Linked DNA regions of Mus musculus: all the other regions are linked to region 4. The links are chromatin loops, found by intact Hi-C in ENCODE. Cell type or tissue: heart. All regions are shown on one strand.

Region 1 (5,000 bases), 150 kb after region 4:
TTCTTGTCACTCAGGCCCCATCAAGTGTCTTTACCACAGAGATTTCGTAAATAGTTTATCCTCCAACACATTATTTGGTTTTCCCTTAAATTGAGATCTCATTCTTATGACATTTTATGCAACATAAAACTTTAACATACATAGTCAGGGCTTTCTTGTGCAATGATCAATGGTGTCAAATTCCTGAGCGTGTCCATCTCTACCTGTGGCGGTTTGAATAGGTTTGGCCCCCATAGACTCCTGTGTTTGAATGCTGGACTCACAGGGAATGGCACTGCTATATTCCACCCTCATGCTTTGTATATTGTGGGTTAATGCTGCAATGAACATTTATATACAAGTTTTTGCATAAATGCATGTTTTCATTTTGGGGGAGTTTATATTTATAAGTTTGGGTTGTTGGGTCATATGGTAACACTAACTCTTTTCTTAGTTTCTGAAAGCTAATGTTGGGATTCTCACAGTCTCTGCTGAGGCTAGCACTCAAGTGCAGTGAGGGATGCCCTTGCTTCAGGTGCAATCAAAGCAAGCTAAAATATCTCAACTTCCAAATAAACAATATTTAAACAATTTAGGAGCAGGGCTGAAGAGATGGCTCAGAGGACCCAAGTTCCATTCCCAGCATCTACAGGGAACAGCTTACAAAACATGTAACACCATTACCAGATAATCTGATGACCTTTGTTGGTCTCCATGGGCACTGCACTCATGGCGAATTCACACACACACACACACACACACACACACACACACACACACACACACACACGTAATAAGAATTTAAAGAATTAGAGCCTCAAGATGCTTCAGCTGGTAAAGGCTCTACCTCTGAGCCTGCTGACTGGAGCTCCATCCTCTGGACCCCTTTGGTAGAAGGCAAGAACTGACTCCCACAGCTCAGCAGCTTGTCCTCTGACCTCTACACTGGCACTGTGGCATGAGTGTACCACCTTCGTACACACGAAATACAATTTAATATGTAAAAACAAAATTTAACAAGTTAATTGGGATACACTTGTACATTTTTATGGAGTACAGGATGATAATTTGATGTTCCTGTAAAATGTGGAATGTCCCAGTCAGGGTAATTAGCATTTCAACTGCAAGGCCAGAGCACTGGAGCCCGAGACAAAGGAAATGTGTGACCCTGGCTAGAAAATACTGATCCTTGGGCCATCAAGATGGCTCAGGGGGTATGAGTGATTCACACACAAGGTTGGTAGCTAGAATTTGACCCCTGGACCCCATGGCTGAGAGAGGTCAGACTCCAAAAATTTGCTCTCTGGTCTGTAATACTGCTGGCCCTCTCTCATAGCATAATAATTTAAAAAATGGTACTACGTGGATTCACTCTTCATTAACTTTTTCTTTTTAAATTGCAATCTGTCATGGTAGCCCAGACCTGCGATCCCAGCATTCCTAAGGCCCAAACACTCAGATTGTAAGTTCCAGGCCAATTTGAGCTCACAGCAAGATTCTGTTTTGTTTTTTAAAAAATATTTCACTCAGCTGGGCATAGTGGCTCATGCCTGTGACCCCAGCATTCCAGAAACAAGAGGATAATTTCAAGTTCCAGGCCAGCCTGCTCTTTATGGCAGGTTGTAGACCAGTTAGGGCTACATAGGAAGAACGTATCTTTAAATTAAAAAAAAGAAAAATCGTATTAATCTGAGTCGTGGGCACTCTACTAAATTTTGCACCAGGTTTGTGACAGGCCCAGTCACCCAAGTCCCTTCTGGAACATAAGCCTCAGGCAGACATCATAGTCTCCACACATTCAGCGCACCCCCCCCCCACACACACACACTCCTTGCAGAAAGTTCAGGAAAGAAGTTAGTGTGCAAGGAGTACTTCCATCAGCCGTCACTGTTTAGCCTTCATTTTACAGCGGGCCCTCCATCTGTGAAGCCGAATCTAAAAGCAAGCAGGGAGAAAGATCTCCTCATGAGATTGGGCAGTAAGACCAGATCTCAGGAAGGGCAAGGTGGAAAGGAGGGAATAGATTCCAGGACATTGTGGGAGCGGGGGACTGGGGGGTGGGGGGGTGGGGCGTTAGGTTTGGGCCCAGAGTGGAGCTACTGTCTGGTCAAGACACCCTTGGCTGTGTCCCAAGCGTGTGCTGGAGCTGTGTAGGGGGCAATGGGGAGAGGGTGCCTCCTGGTGGCTCTACATAGGACTGCTCACTCTGCAAGCCTCCATAGCAAAAAACTATAGTTTTTTTAAAAATAAAAATAAAAATAAAAAAGAAGGGGCATAGACTTGATGAAGCCACACAGACCTCAGCAATCAGGATATCATTTTAATGCAATACAAAAAGAGAAAAGAAAAGAAAAAAAGGAAAAAGAAAATCAATGTGTAAGCTACCGCTTATGGGTTGGCCTCTTTATTGGAAATTTGGCAAAAAACCAGAGGGCATATGTCTCTGGTGCCTGCGACATTTCACAGAAAAGCACCAATAAGGGATTGGCTGGAGACATAGCTATTTGGGAAAGCAATTTGCAGCATATCTTCAGATCTAAAACCTTGGTCCTAGCATCCACACTGAGGCAATTAACAACAGCCTATAACTCCAGCTCTAGGGGATATGTCGCCCTCTTTTGGCCTCCGTGGGTACTGCACTCGTACACCCACCACATTTCAACTAAAAATAAAATATTAATAATTAAGGCCATGCTGTCTCCTTCTCATGCAGCGGTCGCCTGCTGGCTTCACCATGTTCTTAGGTTTCCTTTTTTCTTTTCCACCTGACACACTGACCACCTTTCTACAAAATAACAGGATTGTCAGAAACTATGACTCTTCAATGGCCCCTGAGGTACTTTTCCTATATCCTCGCAACAAAATATGGAACAGAAGTGACTTACATAAAGAAAGACTTATTCTGACCATCGTCTTATTCCATCCTACTGGGGAAGACATGGTAAAGTTCATGGTGATGACAGCAGAGGCTCAGGCAGAGACCCCGTTCAGTGTTCAAGGTTTGTCTCCAAGGATTCACTTCTAAAGGTTCTATATCCTCACGAACTAGGACCACCAGCTGATGACCAAGTGTTCAAACACATGAGCCCAGGAGGGATGCTTCACACTCAAATCGTGATAGCTCTCAAAGACCCATAAGGTGAGAGCCGAGTCCTCTGCACACACCAGCTACCTGTCTGGCTTCCATCACTGGGATAAATACCTGAACGAAATATCTAAATAGAAGAAGGATTTTGGCTTGCGGTTTGAGAGGATACTGACCACCATGACGGGGAGGGCATGGTAGTGGGGGTGGCCAGAACACAGTAGGAACACAGAGAGGTCCAGAGCAGGGCCAAGCTATGAGCCTCAAAGCCGGTCCCCCAGTGACTCACCTCCACCTGCTAGGTTCTGCCTCCTAAAGATCCCACAACCCCCACAACATCTCACCAATGGGGAACCATGTGAGTCTACAGGGGACATTTCCTACAAGCTACAATATCCTCCCAGAGGCCCAAAGGCTTGGCTGCCAGCCTGTGGTGTTCTTGGAGGTGGCAGAACCTCTAGGGGGTAGGGCCAACTTGGAAGGAACTTATGCCTGTGGGTTCTTGCATATTGCGTGCTTTTGCTGCGACTCTGTCTTTTTACAGGAGCCAAGCAGCCATGTCTGAATCTCTGAGGCAAACCAAAGTAAGGCTTCCCTCCTGATGGCTGGTTTAGTTCAGGCATGTTGTCACAGTGACAGACAGCCGAGGAGTACACCCTTACACTGTCACACATTTGACCAGAGGCCACTCCCCAACTCCAGCATCTTCCAGCCTATCTCTCTGGCCATATGGCCTCTAATATGATTATATCACAGCCATTCATATTATTGGAGTCCTCCTGTAGATGGTAAGTCACTTTTATCTTGCTTCATTTGAAACCTTTCTTTTTCTGTTTTGTACTTTTGCTACAGTGTGTATGTGCACACACGCACACACACATGAACATGCATGTGTGTTCCTGTATGTATCTGTATGTGCTCTGTGTGATCTGTTCTCTCTCTCTGTCTCCTGTGTGTGTGTGTGTGTGTGTGTGTGTGTGTGTGTGTGTGTGTCTGTCTGTCTGTCTGTCTGCCTGTGTTGTGTCTTTTGGGTCTATCCTGGGTGGAGTTTGTTGAATCTTTTAGACATGTGCATCGATGTTGTCAGTTTGAGGCTATTATTTCAACTATGATATAATTTTCCTGCTATTTGATATCCCTTTCTGCTATTCCCATTATGTTTATCCCAGTGCAGTGAATGGTGCCACATGTTGTTATGAGATTCTGTTCACTATTCTTGATTTTTTTCCCTGTTTCTCAAATAGTATGCTCGGTACCCTTCTAGCTTTCCAACTCCAGGATTTCTGATTCTTTTTCTTACCTCTGCTCTGCTATAAAGTAACCATCCAATCTCCAGTAACATTTGTTTTAATTTAAAATTTTAGTTTATGTGTATGGGTGTTTTTACCTGTGTACCACCTAAATGCAGTAAGAAGCCAGAAGAGGGCAACTGATTTCCTGAAACTAGAGTTGTTAGCCACCATGGGAGTAGTGGGAATCAAACCAGGGTCCTCTGGAAAATCAGCAAGTCAAGTGCTCTTACCCTCCGACCCATGTCTCCAGCCCACCTCCAACAACATTTAAAGAAATCTCTTTTAGGCCAGGCATGGTGGTGCACGCCTTTAATCCCAGCACTTGTCAGGCAGAGGCAGGTGGATTTCTGAGTTCAAGGCCAGCCTGGTCTACAGAGTGAGTTCCAGGACAGCCAGGACTACACAGAGAAACCCTGTCTCGAAAAACCAAAACCAAAACCAAAACCAAAAAAAAAAAAAAAAAAAAAAAAAACTTTATTGCTACCAGACTTTCCGTTATTTCTCAAGTATGATCTCCAGTGGCAATTTCAACATATATATGACAGCTGGCACCTCCTCTCAGTGGTTTCTGTTGCTTTCTCCACTCCACCTCACCCCACCCATTCATGTCATGGGATTTCTGTTCTGTTTTGTTTTGAACTCAT
Region 2 (5,000 bases), 94 kb before region 4:
AGAGCGTGGCCCTGACACTGAGAAGGACTGTGTGGCTCTGTCTCCCTGAGGTCCAAGCTCTGCAGCTGTTTGGCTGAGGCTATAGTTTGATTCCTGAATGTCTGGCTGCTTCAACAGATAAAAGCCAAGGTTGGATTTGAACCTGAGTCCTAAACCCTAGGTGCACCTGGCCAAGTCTGAGTCTTTCCCACTCTTAACCCAGGCTCTAGGGTGACCCCTGCTTCTGCTGCCTCTTTCCTCTCTGGCTCCCCGCCTACATCCTCCCTTCCGGTTCTTTTGCTCTTCCCCTAAGTACTGGACCCTCCTCTCCTGAGCCCCATATCCGCTACAAAGTGGAAACCAGCTTCAATCTAGTGGCTGACTAGCTGAGTTTGCTACTGACTTGTCTGTGTGGAAGAATGAGAAAGGCCCACAGTCAAGATTCCTGACTTCTAGTCAGCTGGCTTTGCTGGATACCCATGGAAACAGTACAGCCCTGAGGCTACACTCAGTCACTTCTCTCTCTCCATGCATACAGGGCTTGTCCTCAGGAGGAAGAACTCTGTATCTGAGCCCTACTCTTCTCTGATCTTGCTCCCCAGGCCCTCAGAATGCTAGTCTCCTGGCTTGCTCCCTCGGGAGGTATCCTAACATCAGATGGAGACATGTGACTGTCATAGGAAGCACACGGGACCACTACCAAATGAGGATGAGACACAGTCTAATGGCCCTAACCACAATGGAACAACCTGATCCCAGTTCTTCCGACACGGCTCCACTACAGCCCTCATAGCTTTCCATGGCTACTCTCCCAAGGGCTCAAAATGTACCCTTCTGGATGCCACACCCTACCTTCAGAGAACCGTCCCCTGGCCATACCCTCCCTTGATAGCTCATTCCATCCCACACTCTCTCTGTGCCAGGCCCTATCGAATCTCTCCTTAGAGTTCCTGACTTGTGATTCTCTCAAGACCAGCCCAGACCTCCACTACCACTAAAATAGGGAAAGTGCTACAGGAGGTGAGGCTGGGCTGAGCAGGCAGGAGCCTGATGCCAGGAGTTGGACTTGCCACAGGCCTCTTCCTGGACCTCCCCTTCCCCGTTTAGCATAACCTTTGGGAACAGAGAGCCTGCTTGAGGGAGGGAGAGAGCTAGCCCACCTCAGCCTGATATGACAGGAAGAACAGAAGGCAGGCAGGAAGGAAGCAGCTCAGAGTCTCCTGTGTCCAGGCTGGGTGGATCATGGTCTCTGAACTCCTCAGCTCCCACTCAGTTTAAACCATTCAACCTAGCTCAGGGGGCTTCCTAGCAGTGCTAGGACCTGTGTCCTTCTACTCCCAAGACGGCTGGCCAAGCTGGGAGGCCATAGTGTGGACTGGCCAGCAAGCCCAAGCTTCGAAGCTGCACCAGGAAAGGCCAAGGAAACCCCACAAAGTGATCACATATCAGGGTTTCTGGGCTAGCTATTCAAGAGGCCCTACAGAGGAACCCTGGGGCTCGGTGCCATGGAGGAGGCTGTAGGCCCCCAGGGAGCAGCGCCCACGGGAGCAGGGCTGCTGCAGAGCACAACAGTGGATGGGGCAGGGAGATGGATACCTTGGCTCTATCTCCTCACCTGTCTCAACAATACTGTGCCAGCTCTTGTCCAAGAGCCTGCACCAGGTTCTCTGGGTACACTACCTCTGTGACCTTGTGTCTCTGCCCCTCTGTGGGAACTCCATAGGTCCTTAACTTGCCAGTGGAAGCGCCCGCCCCTGGCATGGGATAACCGCAGGCAGAGGCCAGTCCCGAGCGCCACACGGAGGCGGGGATCTGGTAACCACTCGCTCCCCTCGGCCAGGCCTGACCAGGGAATTTCGTGATGCCAAAAGCAAACAAGTGGGGCGAGCATGGGAGAGGCTCAGGTGCTCCCGGTGCGGGCCTGAGCAGGCGGCGGCAGGGTGGGGGCTCACCTTTCTGGCCGCTGAGCGCTGCGTACCAGGAGAGCGAGAGGAAGGCGCACAAGCAGAAGAGCAGCAGCGTCAGGAAGGTGCCATTGCGGAGCCTCATCTCCCCCGATGCGCGGCGGGCGCCGGCGGGGCCGAGGCCGCATGGCCCGGGGGACCGGGGCCGGGGCACGGGGGCCCGGAGGCGGCGGGGGCCCCGGCCCCGGAGCGCGGAGGAGCTGCGGGCCCGGGAGAGGAGGCTACAGGCAGGGCGGGAATGGGGACGGGGGTGGAGGGCGCGTGCGAGCTGCTCCTCCGCGGTGCGCGGTGCTGGCGGCCTCGATCTGAGGCTGGGCCGGGGCCGAGCAGGGTTGGGGCAAGGCGGCAAGAGCCGCGGCCGGGCTGGATCCGGGACCGCCGCCGAGTCGACGGGCGAAGGGCGGGGCGGCCGGGATTTAAAGGGGCCGCATCACTCGCCGCCGCTGGGAGCACCGCGAGGGGGCGGGGTAGGAGGCCAGCTCCCGGGATCCCGGCGGGCCCGCCTTGGGAAGGTGGCACGCGCGTGGAATAGCGCGCCCCAGGAAAGTCGCGGCTACAGTGGTGATGAATGAGGGTCAGCTATTGTGCAGCAGGGACAGACGGCGGAGATGCCTGTTCCCCCAAGTCTCCTTTCAGAAGATCCCATGAGCAAGTCCCTACACCTAGACCTTCAAGCCCTCCTCCCGACAGAGAGGATCTGGCATGGGAGGGGCCCGCTGTAGCCGAGCTGAGGTTATCTCTAGCTAGCAGGCTAGCCAGAAAGTGCCAGCTGCTCTCTCTTGCGCCCACCAGTACTCCCTTCTCAGGGCATTCTCTGATGTGCCTCGGAGAGTGTGCTGCGGACCGGGGGAGGCGCTCCTACTCTATCGAACAAGGACAATGGGCCGCTCTCAGGAGTAACAGAGCCGTTGTTTGTAGGTGGAGAGCACCCTCCGGAGCCCAGCCGACTAGCTTCCCGGTGCCAGGCATGCTGTGGGCGGGAGTCAGGCTCAACCTGTAGTTTAGAGGATCACGGGTCCGCAGGGTGACCGGGGGCGGGGGCGGGGCGCCTCTGGTTCCTATTTGTACAGCGGCGCCTAAGACTTTATTGCTGTCTCTTCTTGCATCTTATTACAGACTTCCCTCCATGCCTCTGCGGAACCAGGAACTGGACACACAATGAAAGGACTCACTGAGCCAAGGCAGCCTCGGGGCATGCATTTTGGAAGCGCCAAATCTACTTCCCTTCTTGAGTCTCATCACCATTCAAAATGGAACCAGAAGCTACTTTGTAAAATGGAGCTACTACCTAAGAGCAGAGTGGTGACGGCTACTAAGCCTGAGTTCCATCCCTCAGAATCCACAGGGTGGAAGGAGTGAAATGACTGCTGCAATTGGTTCTCCGATCTCTGCATGGTGTCTATGGCACGACAGTGCCATCCACGTATGATGTCCTGAAAGACCCTGCTTGGAATGACCGTGAGCGCGTGCGGGGGTGGGGTCGGGGGGAGGGGTGATCACACGCTGGGTGGGTGATGGTCTCAGTAAAGTAGAAGCTGCAGTGGTGATCTCACATACACACACACACATACATGCACACGCTTGCGTGCACAATAAAGTGACCCATACCCAGGAGGCAGGAGGATCCTTATGAGTTTAAGGAAGGCTTGGTCTACATTTAGAATTCTTGGCTAGCCAAGGCTGCATACTAAGATTCTGGGGGCAGAGTTGGGGTGGGGAGCTACAGAAGGCAAGGCACAGTCCAAAAGCCACTGTTTTACAGTTTGGAGTGACTTAGAGCAAAGTACAGCCTGATCTTGTTGGAACCTTCTGAGGGGAAGTATCCTGGTGTGTTGTCCTGTTTTCATAGGAGTCTTCTCTGTGGTGCAAAAAATAGTAGGTCTTCATTTTAGTCATATAAAGTTTTAATTTTGTTTAAAAGACAAAACAACAACAACAGTGGAGCCAGTATAGTGTGTGACATGCCTCCAATGCTAGCAGCCAGACAGCAAAGGCAGGAGCTCTGTGAGCCATACATAGTGAGCCCATGTTGTCATTCCCCAAGCCCCCAAAACAGTTTAAGACCAGCTTGATATACATAGAAAATTTAAAATTCTGAGCCAAGTAGAGCTATACAGTGGAACTGTCCTAAAAACAAATAAGGCTAGAGAGGTGGCTCCGTAGTTAAGGTACTTAACCGCTTGCTCTTCCAGAGGACCCACCCCAGTTAGGTCCCCATCAGCTTTTACAGGTGGCTCACAGCTACCTGGAACTAAGGGAAATAGACACCTCTAAGCTCAGTGTGTAGGCATGCACATACTTAAAAAGAAATCTAGAAATCAAGCAACAAAAAGTATATTAGAGCTGGAGTATAGCTGAGTGGTGAAGCACTCAACATCAACTAAAGTGGATGACTTAAGGAAGATGCTATAATGATTAAACCAGTGGATCTGAAGGACATGGACTGTAGGTGAGCACACGGATTTCCCCTCTCCCATTGCTACCTTGGAGTAGGGGAACAGGAATAAGAGAAGGTCCCTGATGTCTAGGGAGCAGAGCCTCTGTAGAAACAGGAAATTGGGGTTAGGGAGAGCCCATGTCTCAGGAGCAGGACCTCACAGCAGCCTGGCTACCTCCAGCCTCCTCCTTTGAAAATGGCAGCATTGTCTGGCACGTGTCCTGTTTTCCACTGTCTTTGCCTTTGTAGTAATTAATTAATCCGGGCCTGCTTGCCACCTAAAGTCCCTTCAGACACTTCCTAGCTCTGCATGTCGCCTTGCAGCTGGCAATATACCTTCACCTGAGGTTCGGCATCAGGTCCTAGGGACCCACTCAGGGAAAACGGAGCCATATGGGCCCAGAGAAATCCTGCTTTCCCTTTGAAAGTCAGCTGGAGGCCTTTCCTCCTTTGTTCTAGATTTTCACACAGTGAAAAACACAGTCACACACACACACACACACACACACACACACACACACCTTACTTTTTCAGAGTCAGTGACTCACTATGAAACCCTGACTGGCCTGTAACTCACCATGCAGACCAGCGCTGGGATTAAAAGCCTGTAGACACCCAGC
Region 3 (5,000 bases), 110 kb after region 4:
TCATGTGGTATGAGCTGGCGAGATGGCTCAGCAGTTAAGAGTGGTTGCTGCTTTTGCAGAGGACATGGGCTTGGTTGTCAGCACCCACAAGATGGCTGTGTAACTCCAATTCCAGCCTCTTCTGGTCTCCGTGGGCTCTACATGGTATACATACATCCAACAAAACATCCATACATAAAATAAGTAATATTTTTTTAAGGACACAATAATGACACCACTTCTTCACAGGAGAGGTGAGTTCTCCATCAGTTAATTTTTTAAAAATAAGAAATGAAGCCACCAGACCAAATTATTTTACCAGTATCAAACAGTGTGTATTTGCAGCAGAGGTCTAATATGCAGCCTTCAACCAGTGACAGGTTAAGATAACTGACTTTTAGCTCCCCAAACCTTTCTGCTGGACTCATACAAGCACTATCCAAAAGGGGACTTAATTTGGGGGTGAAGACAAGCAACAGATAGTGGCACTCAAAACACTTTGGAGTACAGCATCTTAAGTGAGGATGGTGGTCTGGGTTGCCTGGGGAGAACCAAGCCCCAAGAGCAAACCACAGATTTCATAACACTTTACAGCTCTTTCTGCAGAGTAGCTTGCCTCTCTCTTCCTCTTCCTTCCCTTCCACATGACCCTCACGGTTCTTTTCCCCACCAGAAAATAGTGTAGCATTGTTACTGCCATAGTTTGGCAACATTACATGTCCCAACCACAGTGACTGGCACAGAGCAGGCAGCAAATATTTATTGAATGGAGCAAAGAAAAAAAAACTGTTCCTATGGTCAAATAGGGACCTTAAGTACTGCTTCTAACCTAGTGGAATAAGAAATACACTGGTGTAAAAATGACCGTTTAAGAGCCCAGTCTAAGTTGAAGAAAGACAACAGTAAAACCTTATGCCCCAAGCCAGTATGCCTCAACAACAACTGCTTAATATATGTTATACAAATACCGAGCTCAGAGAGCATATTTTAATATTTTAGACTATAAAAGCAAACACTATTGCCTAGATTAGGTCATCTGAACACGAATAGCAATTTTGGTTTTTAATCCTCTCAACATTGTAAGGTGAGAACGGGAGGATATAGAAGATGGGAGACATCTCCCCGAAGTCCAGCCTGCCAAAGTCCCCAAATGTCACACTCCACGGAGAAATGTCCTTTAAAACACGGCCAGTAATTAACAAATACCAGTTTACACCAAATCATTAAGAATTCACAGCCAGCATACACAAAGGGAACGCCAAGGCTAAATCAAATGGCTTCAAAGACGATTCCTGATCATTTTACCTTTTTTCCTTCTGGATGGGCACCCGTGACCAAAGACTTGGCTACTAGTTCAGCTACTCTCACATTCTTTATAATGTGAAAATCTCTAGCGTTTCATGACAGCACAACTATCGGGGCCAGAGAAAACCAAAAGCAACAGGGACCCTCTCCCCTTAGCCACTACTGGGGGGAGAGGGAGGGGGAGGGGGAGTAGATGGGGGGGGGGGCTCTGATCCCTAGAGATTCACTGCAGTGTTAAATCCGTGGGATTTCAGGAACAAACCTACCGATTCCAAAAAACAGGTTAAGCATCTCGTCCACCATGAACTAGTTCTGCGCCCCTGCACCACCTCCTTTGTCTCAACTGTCCCTGAAAACTCGCATTCCAGTGCCCTCCAGTAAACAAGCTAACTAAATGAAAAAGAGGAGGACGTTCTAAGTCTCGCTCTCTTTTAGTTTTAGGGTGAAATGCAGCAGGGTTTCTGGAGCCTCTTTCCTCAGCGGGGAGCAGGCCAGGCTCCACAGCGCGAGGACCTCGAGCCCCCTGGGCCGGCGGCCGAACGGCGCGCAGACCCCCGGCCACGCCGCCCCCGCGACCCCCGCCCGGCTTCGGGCTTCGGCTCCGGCCTCACCTCCGTGGATGGGCAGCGGTGCCAGCACCTGGCCGCGGACCTCGGCCTTGGGTGAGTCGAGCCCGTAGCGCCCGCGGTCGATGCGGAACGTGAGCGGGGTGCCGCGGCCGGGCTCCTGCACCGTCACGTTGATGAGCGCCGTGTAGTACTCCTGGCTCGCGTTGTCCGCTCGCGTCGGCCACAGGCTGCAAGTCAGCAGGGCCAGCGCCGCGAGCCGGGCCGGGCCCGCTCGCGCCGCGCCGCTCATGGTCCCTCCGGCCGCCGCCGCCGCCGCCGCTCGCGGACCGGGCTCCGGGGCCGGTGCTGAGAGGCGGGGCGGGCGCGGCCCGGGCTGCGGCGGGAGCGCGCGCGCGCCTCGAAACGAGCCGGGCACGAGCACGGCCCTCCTCGGCGCCGCGGCTCCGCCGTTCGCCGCCCTCACGTCCGCGGCCCGCGCGCGAGTGCGCGCCCGTGGATCTCTCAGGGGAAGGACGGCGCGTCAGGCCGTGTGCTGTCAGGGCACCTGGAATGCCCAGGGACTAGGCCTGCGGACAGGGCCCCTGAGAGGACTCGGAGTGGTGGGAAGGAGTGGTCCCCACTGCTCGGGGAGGGTCAGCAACGCCGCCTCAGGCGCGTGCCCGCCGCCGCCCCATTCCCTCCAGCAGAGCGGCAACGCGCAAGCCCGATGCGCAAACCCGTCCGCTGCGCGTGCGCAATAGGCGCTGCCTGCTCCCGCCCTCCCGCACGAGGGCCAGGGGCGGTCCAGTCACCTGCTTGCTGGCACTGGGTTCAGTGAACTGCCCCGGGCTTCATACCCCGCTATGACCTGGATCTGTGAAGCTTTCCAAGAACCTATAGAGATGTTGGAGATACCACTAAAAGAAACTAAGCTAATCGTTAAGGTTTTAAATTAAATGTCTGTGAGAGCTAACATTTCCACTGGGTTGGTTGCATGCTGTACAATAATTGACATCAGTCGGGAGAGTGCCTTTGCGTTTGGGGCCCAGTAGACTTGGACCCAATAAGGCATCTGAGTGGTTAGCAAGGTCTGTTAGAGACGGATGTTAACTTCATCAGGTTGGTATGGTCCTCTTCCCCCACTCCCCCCTCCCCGCCCCCAGAATACCCAGAGCCACAGGCCTTCACTTCCTTTTTGTAAAATGGCATAGTACCACGGCATTTAACAAGGACTCTGCTCTGTTTCTTCAGTAATTGGGCCTCTCCTCACTGGGTGAAATGGACCCCAGTACCTATTCTCAGGATGAGACCCCGGAGGTGCCTGCCAAAGAGTCACAGGCTATGTTTGGAGCCTGCATCAGACTATCTCTAATATGAATCTCCTTTCCCCTCCCATTTGTTGGTCTAATCTTCCCTTTGCTAAAAATGTGTATGGTATTAGCAAGGGTTTTTAGTGTGTGGGGTGCTGATGCCCCTGACGAGAAGTGATAGAAGTCCACACACACCTGATACAAAACCAGGGTAGAGGAAGGAGTAAACAACGAAAATAATTTTATGGTTGGGGTCACTACAACATAAAGAACTGTATTAAAGGGTCACAGCATTAGGAAGGTTGAGAACTACTGGTGTAACAGTATATGGGAAATGAGAATGTAGTGTTTAGGGTACTTGGGTGTGGGGGGCTTCCTGGAGGATGTGGGCTGAAGTCTGAATAGAGCCCTCAGATGCCTGTCAGTGAGCTACCCTCATGCCCACCTTGACAGGGCCATTTCTCTATCTCTACCACTTTCTTTGTCTCTTAAACCTCTTTGCCTGTCTCTCTTCCCATTTCTCAGTTCATAAGAATGCCTAGATCACCTGTTTGTCCCATGTCAAATTCCCTTCTTGCCAAGCTCCACTAAGATCTCAGCTACCACCTTTGCAGGTCCCAGATTCTATTAAGAGCTTTTGTCTGTCAGGATTTGATCTGCTTGCTACCTCTAGGTGTATAAGGACAAGTGTGTAAGGCCCATGGAACAGTGCTTGGGGGACTCCAGGGGTCAAAGCCTAAGCATGGCCCCATGGGCAGTGCTGAAACTCTCAGAGAGTTGTCTAGTTTTCCAAAGTCTGTCTCCTCCTCCCCTCTCCTCCCCTCCCACTCTCCCTCCTCCTCTTTCTCTTCCTCCATAGCCTCTTAACTTCTCTTCTTCCTCTTGTGCTTCCTCGTTTGTGTTCTTAAATTTTCTAAATGACCCCAACTGGTCATACAAAGCCCCGCTCTCATTTTATCAAAAGCAGCAGTTTGCTTTTACCACAATTCCTAGTCTGATTTTCTGCCCCCACATTAATGTACTTAATGTGTCTTTTCTTTGTGTTCTTGCAACGTTTGTATTGTCTAGTATTTTGTACTTTTTAATTATTAAATCATGGAGGCAGAGGCAGGCGGATTTCTGAGTTCGAGGCCAGCCTGGTCTACAGAGTGAGTTCCAGGACAGCCAGGGCTACACAGAGAAACCCTGTCTTGAAGAACCAAAAAACAATTATTAAGTCTTACTGGGTTGTGAATGTCTTCTGTCTTTCATTCTCTTCATTCACTAGTACACTGGATTTTTAGAGTTACAGTTATTGAGGTTGATGTTGAAATGTAACATCTGGGGGCTTGGGAGGTGACTCTGGGGTAAAGTGATCACTGTGCAAACATGAGAACCTAAGTTCTGAACCCCAGAACTCACATAAAGCCACATATGGTAACACGCGTTTGTAACCCCAGAGTTTCTGTGCAAAGATGCGAAGTAGAGCTAGGAAAATAACCAGGAAAGACCTTGCCTCAAACAACATAGAAGGCAAGGACAGCCACTTATGGTTGTCTTCTGACCTCCACACGTGTACCATGGCTTGAACACATCCATACAGACAGTGAACAAGCACACACACACACACACACACACACACACACACACACTTCCTAAGGAATGTAACATCGGTAGGAAAGTGCAGAAATCTTGTGTGTACACCGGGCAAATATTTCCAAGGTGAAAGCCATTTTATAACAACTGGAACAAAACAAAAAGCAGCACTAAAACCCTGAAAGTCTCCCTGGCCGCCTGTGACGAACACCCAGGTATTCTTATTCCTGAGGCTATAGATTAGTTTGATTTACATAAATGGGACCACACAGCACCTACTCAC
Region 4 (5,000 bases):
TACTAAAATGTTAAAAAAAGAAAAATAGTCATTTTAAATTGCAGTTAGAGATCTAGAGAGTGGCTCAGCAACAAAATGCCTATCATGCAAGCAGGATGATCTGAGTTCGAATCCCCGGACCCATATGATGATGGATGTGGCTACTTGTGTCTGTAACCTGAGTGTGGGGAGCAGAGCAGAGACGAACTCTGGAGTTCACTGGCCAACTAAGCATCTCAAAGCACAAGGTGGAAGGAGAGTTCTAGGAGCCACTCGTGTCCACGCCTGGCCTCCGCCCACACACGCAGGGGCTCCTGCGTACACACCAGGAAGGTGGGTCTCTGTGAATTTAAGACTAACTTGGTCTATGTAATGAGTTCCAGGCCTGCCAAAGCTTAAAATCGTTGAGACTACCTCAAAAACAAAAGAAAAAGGTGCGTTCAAGCCTTACTATGGTTCGGAGTCAACTTCTCAACGTTCACGGTGAGGTTTTCCTTTGGGTCTTGGGGACATTCTTTTAGTCTCTCTCTGCATAAACTACTGGCAGAGCCATATTGCAGGACCTGAAACCTTAACTTGATGACCCTCCTCCTCACACCCACTCTTTAATGAGAAGTTCAGACTAGCAAACATTATTATTATTATTAATTATTATTATTTTTTTTTTTTTTGGTTTTTCGAGACAGGGTTTCTCTGTATAGCCCTGGCTGTCCTGGAACTCACTTTGTAGACCAGGCTGGCCTCGAACTCAGAAATCCGCCTGCCTCTGCCTCCCGAGTGCTGGGATTAAAGGCGTGTGCCACCATGCCCGGCCTTTTTGTTTTTTTTCAAGACAGAGGATTTCTCTGTGTAGCCCTGGCTGTCCTGGACTCACTCTATAGACCAGACTGGCCTCAAACTCAAGAGATCCACTTGCCTCTGCCTCCCAAGCACCACCACGGCTGACTTAATTCATTTTTTTTTTTTTTCGAGACAGGGTTTCTCTGTATAGCCCTGGCTGTCCTGGAACTCACTCTGTAGACCAGGCTGGCCTCGAACTCAAGAAATCTGCCTGCCTCTGCCTCCCAAGTGCTGAGAGTAAAGGCATGAGCTACCACTGCCCAGATCATTATGTGTTTACATGTATATCTGTGCACATGTTTGTGTCTGGTGGCCATGGATGCCTGAAGAGGGTATTGGGTTCTCTATAACCAAAGTTACAGATGGTTGTGAGCCACCATATGGGTGCTGGGATTTGAACCTTGGTTTTGCAGCCCTTGAGCCCACTTCTCCAGGCCAGGCTGGTCAGTTTTGAAAAGAGGCTCGAAGGAACCTGCGTTCCTGATGAATCTCTTAGGTATACAGTGCTCAGGAGGCTGTGATGGCCCAATGGCCATGGCAGGCTGCACAAACCTGGCTCAATGTGATTTGGAATTCACAGAATGGCTGGCACCGTAGTCTGGACGCTCAGCCTTGAGAGGCGGGAGGCGGTTGGACACAGATGAATGCTAGAACAAAAGGGACTTGTCCCACGGTGCCCTGTGTTCCTCAGTGGCCTTATGGTAGCTTCCAAGGTTGATCACTGGGCTGTTCAAGAGGGCTGCTACCTAACTCTCAATAAACATTGGGTCCTGGAGCCAGGCCTAGCATCAACTCCAGTCATCTCTTGGCCCTCCGGGAAGGAGCCTGATTGTGGAAGGGAACATTGAGTTTTCTTGGAAAAGGTACAGTCCCTTCCACATTAAGAAGTGTAGCTCATGAGATGCTGGCAGCTGATGTCACCTAGGTGAGGCCACCAACTGCATCTGCAGGACTGTCAGCTGCCACCCTGCAAAACCAGGGCATTCACAGAAAATTCACTTTCCATATTGAAAGATCTGGCACCCAGAAGGGTCCACGTACAGGGGTCTGCTGCAGGGCCGGATCTGGAGTACTTGACAAGCCCTGGGACACACGGGGCTTCCAACAAGTCCTGCTGAATAGATTCCCACAATGCCACATGTCACACAAAGTCAGAGGCTCCCACTCCAGCTGCTTCTGTGTGAGTGGTAGTGCTCAGATACCCGAGAGGCACCCGGGGTAGCTCTGAGGGACACTTCATATATACCGATAAATATGCAAAAACAAGCTTTGAATTGGGAGCTCTGACGGCATCAAGTGAGGAGAGACCGGAGGAAGGGGAGGTCAGGGCATCTTTGGTCTTCGCCAAGAGGCAACTCTTCAGTGAACTAGGAGTAAAGAGGGCAAAAGGAAACGTGTGCTTATGCCACTTGGTCCCTCAGAGGCAGCTGGAGAAACTGAGGCAGAGGGCGAGCTGGGGAACCCTGCTGGCTTCTGGTTGCTATGTGACTTTACAGGACTGTGCACACGTCCCGGCGGAGGCCACTGGTGTCCTTCCCCTGCTGCCTGTCCCGGGATCGTCCTCCCCACCCGCCTTCCGACCCCCCTGTGCCGCTGCGCGTGCCCGCGGGTCGCGTCCTGCTGCCCCGCCAGGCCCGGTGCGCACAGGCCCGGCCGCCCGCGCCCCGCTCACCCGTGAGGCCTCCGCCCTTGCCGTGGCCTCGGCGCCGCTGCAGCACGAAGAAGGGGTTGGCCCGCTCCGTCACCCATAGCGCGTTAGCCACCAGCACCTCCTCGGGCCCGAGCCACATCCCGCGGCCGCTCGCACCGGGCCAGAGCCCGTGAGGCGGAAGCGCGCGCCGCCGTCGCCGCGCCCGAGCCGAGCCGAGAGGAGCCGAGAGGCTGGGGCGGGGTCGAGACGTCGGCCCGAAGGTTGGCTCCCCCTAGCGGCCGCGCTGGCTCACAGCGTCGCCCTCCTCGACCTCTCCTGGCCTGGCAGTCCCCTCCAGCCCTGCTGCCGCTGTCCAGTTTGGAGGGGATCGCATGCTCTCTGCCTACTGTGCAGCCCAGGCGAGTTAATGTGGCAAAAAGCGTCTGGAGAAGGGTACAGCAGCGCCTGGTCAGCCTCGGGATTTTGACTCAAGTCTAAGGTTGGGATCCTCAAGAGCCCAGTTGTCAGGAAGCGCAGCTGGTGCCCTTTGAAATAAGTGCGCTCACCCCATCTGACAGATGGATTGGGGTGGCCTTGAGGCTGAGGTCACAGATGAGCACTTAATTTTTTTCATAAGCGTACAGCAGTATGATCTAGGGGCGCAGTGCCCTGCTCTTACCTCTCCTGGCCTGAAGGCGGCAGTCTCTGACAGTACAAATTCACCTTCAGATCCCAGCCCAGGGCTTCTGCCACTGAACCATGAAGCAAAACTAGCTACTGCGGGCTCTGTGAACTAGAGCCCGGTTAAACAATTAGGAACAAGATAGTTTCTGACTCAAAGGTGCAAATGACTCCGCCTGGACAAAAGGGGCGGACCATATTTATTTTGGTAAAGGCTAGGGAGACAGCTGTATGAGCTGTCCCCATGTCACCTGGACATGGCAGGAGGGTAAAAGGAAGGAGAGATAAATTCATTCTGGGAGGTTTGAGCAGATGTAATGGGTGACAGCCAGAGTGAGCCACAACCTTCTGAAACGCGGCTTGTGACTCAGCTTTCAAGACATGGCTTTCCTTACAACTTTGAAGTACAATATACTCCGGTTATCCTGACAGAGTACACAGCAACCAGTCAGTCTGGCTGTCCATCATCTTACTCCATGAGGGAGTGAGTATGATATCCATGTATGAAACATAACTAAACTCATCATCTCTCAGATACTGGATTCTCAGCCCATTGTATTAATGTGTCCTGATAGTAAGTCCTCAATGAGGACTTTGGACGCGCAGACGAATGCTGCTGTGCTCTCTGGAGAAGTCTACCCTCAAGATTTCGGAAGTAAGCCAGGCATGGTGGTAGACACCTTTACCCCAGGACTTGGGAGGCAGAGGCAGGTATATCTCTGTGAAGTTGAGACCAGCATGGTTTACCTAGCAAGTTCTAGACCAAAAATAATTTAGAAGTAGTGGACTGAGGGATGGCTCAGCAAAAGATGGAGATTGGGGGGGGGGGGGTTACAGCTCCAGGGGATCTGATACTCTCTTCTGGCTGCTGAAATTAACAGCAATAGCATTCACTCATGGATGCACACACACATATACACAGAGATAGAGACAGAGATAGATAGATAGAGAGAGATGGATGGATAGATAGATAGATAGATAGATAGATAGATGGATGGATGGATGGATGGATAGATGGATGGATGGATGGATGGATGGATGGATAGATAGATGGATGGATAGATAGAAATCTACAAAAAATTTAATTTGGAAGAATGATAATAATTTTATAAAAAGCATTTGGAAGTACCTGAGAACCAGTGAGATGCCTGACTTTGATCTCAGAGCCCACATGGTAGGAGAAAAACAGCTCCTGCAAGTTCCTTTGACTTCTAAGTAAAATAAAATAATAATTAACTAAATAAATGTAATTTAAGAACTGCAAGTATTTGTTCCACCTTGGAGCGCAATAAAGGATCGTCTATCCTTATTTCAAATTTGAGTGTACTTTAGTGTACTCAAGAGTCAAGAGACTGACGTGTCCATCAGCTGATGGTAACAGTAGTGGCATATCCCTCCATGCAACATCCAGCCATAAGATATCAGCCACTGAGGTGCTAAGACATGGCTGGACCTCGGACATCTGAGGCTGACACATAGACTGTTGGCATTGCCTATGTCTTTGCATATCTACCACACTCCTAGGTGCTGCAGCCGACCCAGAGAACAATCTGTAAGGACCAGTTTTTATAAGGAAAATAATATTTATTGAGCACTCAGTCTGTGCTAAGCCTATGTCTTTTTTCTTTTTATTTTGTGTGAATTTATTTTATAAAATTCACTTGATTGATAAAAGTGCAAAATTCAGGTTCTGACACCATCACAGGGCTTAGCAGTGAACCACATTATCTAGCACTTCAGCTCCTTTCCATCATCTGGAATGGTAACCCTGTCCACATCACAGCTACTGCCCAGCCTTCTCCCATTCAGTCCCTAATAACCACAACTCTGCTTTTGCCTCTATGGCCTACCTATCCCGGGTTATTTAGTG
Region 5 (5,000 bases), 230 kb after region 4:
ATGGATGGACCTGGAGGGCATCATCCTGAGTGAGGTAACACATTCACAAAGGAACTCACACAATATGTACTCACTGATAAGTGGATATTAGCCCCAAACCTAGGATTCCCAAGATATAAGGTACAATTTGCTAAACACATGAAACTCAAGAAGAATGAAGACTGAAGTGTGGACACTATGCCCCTCCTTAGAATTGGGAACAAAACACCCATGGAAGGAGTTACAGAGACAAAGTTTGGAGCTGAGATGAAAGGATGGACCATGTAGAGACTGCCATATCCAGGGATCCACCCCATAATCAGCATCCAAACGCTGACACCATTGCATACCCTAGCAAGATTTTATTGAAAGGACCCAGATGTAGCTATCTCTTCTGAGACTATGCCGGGGCCTAGCAAACACAGAAGTGGATGCTCACAGTCAGCTAATGGATGGATCACAGGGCTCCCAATGGAGGAGCTAGAGAAAGAACCCAAGGAGCTAAAGGGATCTGCAACCCTATAGGTGGAACAACATTATGAACTAACCAGTACCCCGGAGCTCTTGACTCTAGCTGCATATGTATCAAACGATGGCCTAATCGGCCATCACTGGAAAGAGAGGCCCATTGGACACGTAAACTTTGTATGCCCCAGTACAGGGGAACGCCAGGGCCAAAAAGGGGAGTGGGTGTGTAGGGGAGTGGGGGTGGGTGGGTATGGGGGACTTTTGGTATAGCATTGGAAATGTAAATGAGCTAAATACCTAATAAAAAATGGAAAAAAAAAAAGAAATGTAAAGAGCCTGTTCAAGGACAGCTTCCCCGGTGGAAGCGGCCTTGAGACAGAAAACCTCCATGATTCCTATGATTAACGGCATAAAGATGTCCACTTTCCAGAAGCTAATATAGAAATGTGGCTGAGGAGAAAACCAAGCTGGTGAGGTGTTCGTATTACAAGCGCAAGGAGCGGAGTCTTGGAACTCACTCTCTTAAAGTGTGTATGTATGTGTGTGTATGTGTGTATGTATATATATGTATGTGTGTGTATGTGTGTGAGTGTATTGTGTGTGAGTGCATGTGTATGTATGTGTGTGTATATGTATGTATGTATGTGTGTGTATGTGTGAGTGTGTGTGTGAGTGTATGCATGTATGTATGTATGTGTATGTGTGTGTGAGTGTATGTGTGTGTGCGTGTAGCAAAGCAGGGTGGCACATACCTTTCATCTCAGTACCACGGAGGCACTGACAAGGCAGATCCTTGGGGCTCGAATGCCAGACATCCCAGATTAACTGGCAAGCTCTAGGTTTGTCTTAGGAGCAGTAAGACAGAGGGTGCCTACGGAATAACACCCAAGGTTACTCTTTGGCCCACACACCCACACACACTTACGTTCCTGCACACTGTGAACACACTAACATGATCCAACGCCACATATCATGAACACTCCGGAATAGCTAGGAGACCTTTGAAATATCAAGTGGCATCAGTGCGTCCTGCCAGACTCAGAAACACGCGAGGGAAGGCTTTTTGTTCAACCGCTGTCCCCATACCAGGATCCCGAATACACTTTTTCTTCCCTTTGGCTAAAGATGAATAAAATAAGCAAATATTTTAATTAATTAAAGATGAACACAAGCTCACAAGTGTCTGTAACTCTAACTTCAAGGAATCCAGCACATCTTTGGGCCTCCACACAAGTACACACACACACACTCACACATACACACACACACATAAAAATAAAAAATTTAAAAAGACGGAGGGAAAAAAGTCAAAAGCCTGGAATAAAAATCAGAGGTTCACCCACAGCACACAAATAAAATAAGCTAGAGTGCAGTCACACAGTAGAGTAATATGTGGTAGTGAAAAAAGAACTGGAAAGGTCTCTATAGACCGGGAGAGCCAGTTTTTAGGTAAAATTTTTGTCACAGTACAAAGGGGGATGCAACAGATACTAATATAATGTATAAATTGCTTCTTTGGTAAAAAGAAACAGACAAGTTGTCTATGGGCTGTACTTCTAAATAGCTTCTAAATATAGCTTTTGTGTAGTTGTGACCTTTGAGCCATAAAAATATTTTACAGATTCAAAAATAAAATTGCAAGACCAAGGATGTGCAAAACCAGGCTGAATGCAACTAGAAACTCATGAAACCAAAACTGTATCAGACTGAAAAACGACCCACCAAGCTCTGGGTGTGCACCCAACGGCATCCGAAACCTTAGGTAGCAGTTATGGGTGGGTAGTAGTTTACGTAGTTTCTTTCTGAAACCATCTGTGTGTCTTCTAGTGTTTAGCAAACAATTAAATATAACTGATGATTTGGGAATCAGGTTCTCACTGTGAGAGACAGAAATATAAATTTTTAGTTTGTTTTTAAAAGCGATTTGGCTGGGACTCCCTGACAAAGTCTAGATTCAGCGGCACCAGGACAGTCATGGGCACACCTAACCTAGATGGTGGTTTCTAGGCTTCTCAACTGCCATTTAAAGGAATAAAAGCCTCTTTGGAAAACGGCCTATTCCAGGTTTGGTTAAGGACAAATGTGAGTGGTGGACCAGCCCTCTGAGACACCTGATGACAAGTCAGAAGATTCCACAAGTTGAGCCTAGCCCAAGCACCCAGACTGGACTTCTGCAACCCAGCCCGCACTCACGCGCTCCCTGCTGGACCAGAGTGGGAAAGCACTTGAATTAAAACCAGGCTCCCTTTCCACCTGAGCCCCTCAACTTGCTATAAGCCTCTTTGTGGCTCTGGTTTTGTCAGGATGAAGGCCTTTACGTGGCTATGCCGCCAGGGGTGGATGGGCACAGCCCTCTCAAATATCTCCACACCTCTGATCTCTTAGGCCTGTCTGCGTTCTCTTTGCCTGGCCACTCTAACCCTGCTTCATCTCTGCCTCCTGCACAGCTCTTCAACTGCCATTAAACCTTTCCTTCTACAAGTCAAACTCCAAACCTCCGAGGACTACTGCGCCCAGACGAACATCCAAGCCTAAGTTCTGCTGACGTATCCGGTTCAAAGCCCTTACCACGCATCGTCCGTATGTTGCACCTGTTCAACCCTTTTCCACCGGCTCCAGGCTCCAACTTTGACTTACAGCACAGAGGTCTCTAGCCAGGGACAGGTACCTTCTCTGGCCAGGCCCAGGCTCTGTCCCAATACCTGCGTCTCTCCAGCCCATTACCCCATTTTATTGTCCTCATAGAGATGATCTTCTAAAACGACTTCAGATTTTCCCTTGCCCTCACACCAGTGTGGGAACAGTGTTCAGGATAGGAAGCTGGCTGCACACAGTAGGTTTTCAGTGAACACAGCATTCTTACGGCACCTGACAAAGTGGCTGAAGTACTGGGGTAGGAGCTGGAACCTCACCTTTGTCACTTCTTGGGAGCAAGTCCTCTCATCCCTCTGAGTCTGTTTACTTGACTGTGAAGTGGAAACAGCCCTGCGCATCAGGTGGGTCTTCCCAGGACCCTTCTTGGCCTCTCTTACCTGCCCTACAGCCACAGGAGGGGGTCAGTTGGAGTGCAAGGGACCCCACCACCTTACCATCTAAGCTGCTGGGCAGACAGCGGCGTTCAGAGCACCCACTTCTCTCCAGGGCTTCTCTGTCTTCATCCTTGAGCCTGCTTCCTGCCACTGCCTGAGGGACACACATGGAGTCCCAGCAGATGCCATGACCCTACAGATCCTCATGGGCACACTGGTCCTCTGGTTTCCAAAAGGCCAAGGTTCGTGTCACCCTTCCCATACAGATCGCAGGTCAACTTCGCTGTGCCCGTTTCAGAGCCAGGGAAACTGAGACTCATGTGGGAGGGGACTCTGGGCCCAGGATGGCTTTTTTCTGCCACTAGCTGGTATAGGGAGGTGGTCTCCTTCCAGCGGCTGGGGGCGTGCCCTTTGCTGAGTCCCCTGGCCTCCAGCCACTGCATGGTACCTCCACTCCGGGACCCTGCGCTCGCCCTGCGCCTTAGGGAGGTGTGTGTGTATGGGCGGATTGGGGCTCCCGCGCCATTCGGCCCAGTGTCATCCACCTCTCCGCCACGCGCGCCGCGGCTCCGGCCACGCGCACTGTCACCCGCGCGCACCTTGCCCCGGGTCAGCCCCGCGCGTGCCCGCCCGCGGCCCGATCCGCCGTCCCCGCCCACGTCGCTGCCGCGCCCCACGGGCGGACCTCGCCGCGCCCCGCACGCCCTTGTCCGCAGCGCAGGTGTGTCTCCTGACCGCGCGTTACTCACCGGCTCCCGGCGCTCCGGCAGCCCGGGCCCGGCCCATCGGCAGCGCCCGCCGCGCCCGCTGCAGCCGCTGCACCGTGGACCGGGCGCTGCCTGCTCGCCCGCTCGCAGCCCGCCGCGATCCCGCACGCAGCCCGCCCGTGCGCCTGGCCCGGCCTGAGCAGCGCGGAGCCCCCTCGCGGCCGCACAGGGAAGCGCGGGTGGAGCCGCCCGAGTCCGCGCAGCGCAACGCAACGCTGCCCGCTGCCCTCCCTGTCCACTCCGCATGCCGTCGCCTTGTCCAAGCCTCTCCTCTGCTCCCAGCTCCCGGGATCAAGACCCAATGTCCAGGAATGCGCTCGGGACCCTCAATGTGATTCGTTTCCCCTCGCTTGAGGGAAGTCCCGCGTGCTAAAACTGCTCCTGTGGTGCTCTCCCAAGCCTGGTCCCCGAGCCCCCAGCACTTAAACTGCCATCAGGCCATACCTCTTCTCTGGACCAGCCTCTGGAATCCCGAAACCCAGGTCACACTTGCTTCAAGGCTGAGTCCTGGCCTCTCCTACAACGGCCACTGAACTTTGGGTGGTCTGTGTCCTGGAGTCCTATTGGCACAGGCTAAGTGTCAAAAGAATGGCGAAGACTGCACACACCCTCCTCCCTATAGTGAGGGACATAGCTGCGTTTCATGGCTCTGGAGGCACTGCGATGCTAGAAAGATAAAGCAGGGCGGTCATAATTTTAAGTGAAAAGAAGGAGCCAACACAGGACCTGGTGACCTTCTGCCCTGGCTCCATCCAGG

Evidence for each region. A loop is a pair of places that touch in the nucleus more often than their neighbours do. Peaks named below come from ENCODE experiments on the same cell type or tissue, not always from the same donor. Only the 100,000 strongest peaks of a DNase experiment are listed, where the experiment ranks them.
Region 1: a loop joins it to region 4, with 11 times the contacts of the local background. A loop is called at or near these places in 30 of 42 quality-filtered maps.
Region 2: a loop joins it to region 4, with 5 times the contacts of the local background. A loop is called at or near these places in 4 of 42 quality-filtered maps.
Region 3: a loop joins it to region 4, with 8 times the contacts of the local background. A loop is called at or near these places in 11 of 42 quality-filtered maps.
Region 5: a loop joins it to region 4, with 4 times the contacts of the local background. A loop is called at or near these places in 3 of 42 quality-filtered maps.

The regions. Positions count from the first base shown.
Region 1 is chr11:49,983,976-49,988,975 of GRCm38, reverse strand. No RefSeq gene overlaps it. Among named protein-coding and RNA genes, the nearest start is that of Rnf130, 39 kb to the left of the region's middle. In heart, CTCF peaks have their summits at 2,405 and 2,605 (motif pointing left); no DNase peak of the experiment used is centred here.
Region 2 is chr11:50,222,671-50,227,670 of GRCm38, reverse strand. It overlaps Mgat4b (mannoside acetylglucosaminyltransferase 4, isoenzyme B), which reads right to left and starts at 2,336. Exons shown (of 15, transcript NM_145926.3): 1 at 1,932-2,336. The coding sequence starts at 2,028. Gm36556 (a long non-coding RNA gene) reads left to right here and starts at 2,450. Exons shown (of 2, transcript XR_388620.4): 1 at 2,450-2,857; 2 at 3,060-5,000. In heart, a CTCF peak has its summit at 2,422; DNase peaks (open chromatin) are centred at 280, 1,110, 1,810 and 2,360; H3K4me3 peaks cover 3,318 bases; H3K27ac peaks cover 3,515 bases.
Region 3 is chr11:50,022,543-50,027,542 of GRCm38, reverse strand. Rnf130 (ring finger protein 130) reads right to left here and starts at 2,212. Exons shown (of 9, transcript NM_021540.4): 1 at 1,896-2,212. The coding sequence starts at 2,142. In heart, a CTCF peak has its summit at 2,604; DNase peaks (open chromatin) are centred at 592 and 2,542; H3K4me3 peaks cover 2,358 bases; H3K27ac peaks cover 1,735 bases; H3K27me3 peaks cover 1,798 bases.
Region 4 is chr11:50,129,048-50,134,047 of GRCm38, reverse strand. It overlaps Tbc1d9b (TBC1 domain family, member 9B), which reads right to left and starts at 2,688. Exons shown (of 22, transcript NM_001290760.1): 1 at 2,492-2,688. The coding sequence starts at 2,609. In heart, a CTCF peak has its summit at 2,928; DNase peaks (open chromatin) are centred at 1,665, 1,765, 2,667, 3,087 and 1 weaker place; H3K4me3 peaks cover 1,753 bases; H3K27ac peaks cover 1,449 bases.
Region 5 is chr11:49,901,193-49,906,192 of GRCm38, reverse strand. It overlaps Rasgef1c (RasGEF domain family, member 1C), which reads right to left and starts at 4,358. Exons shown (of 14, transcript NM_029004.1): 1 at 4,226-4,358. In heart, CTCF peaks have their summits at 2,654 and 4,429 (motif pointing left); a DNase peak (open chromatin) is centred at 4,402; H3K4me3 peaks cover 1,487 bases; H3K27ac peaks cover 910 bases; H3K27me3 peaks cover 2,789 bases.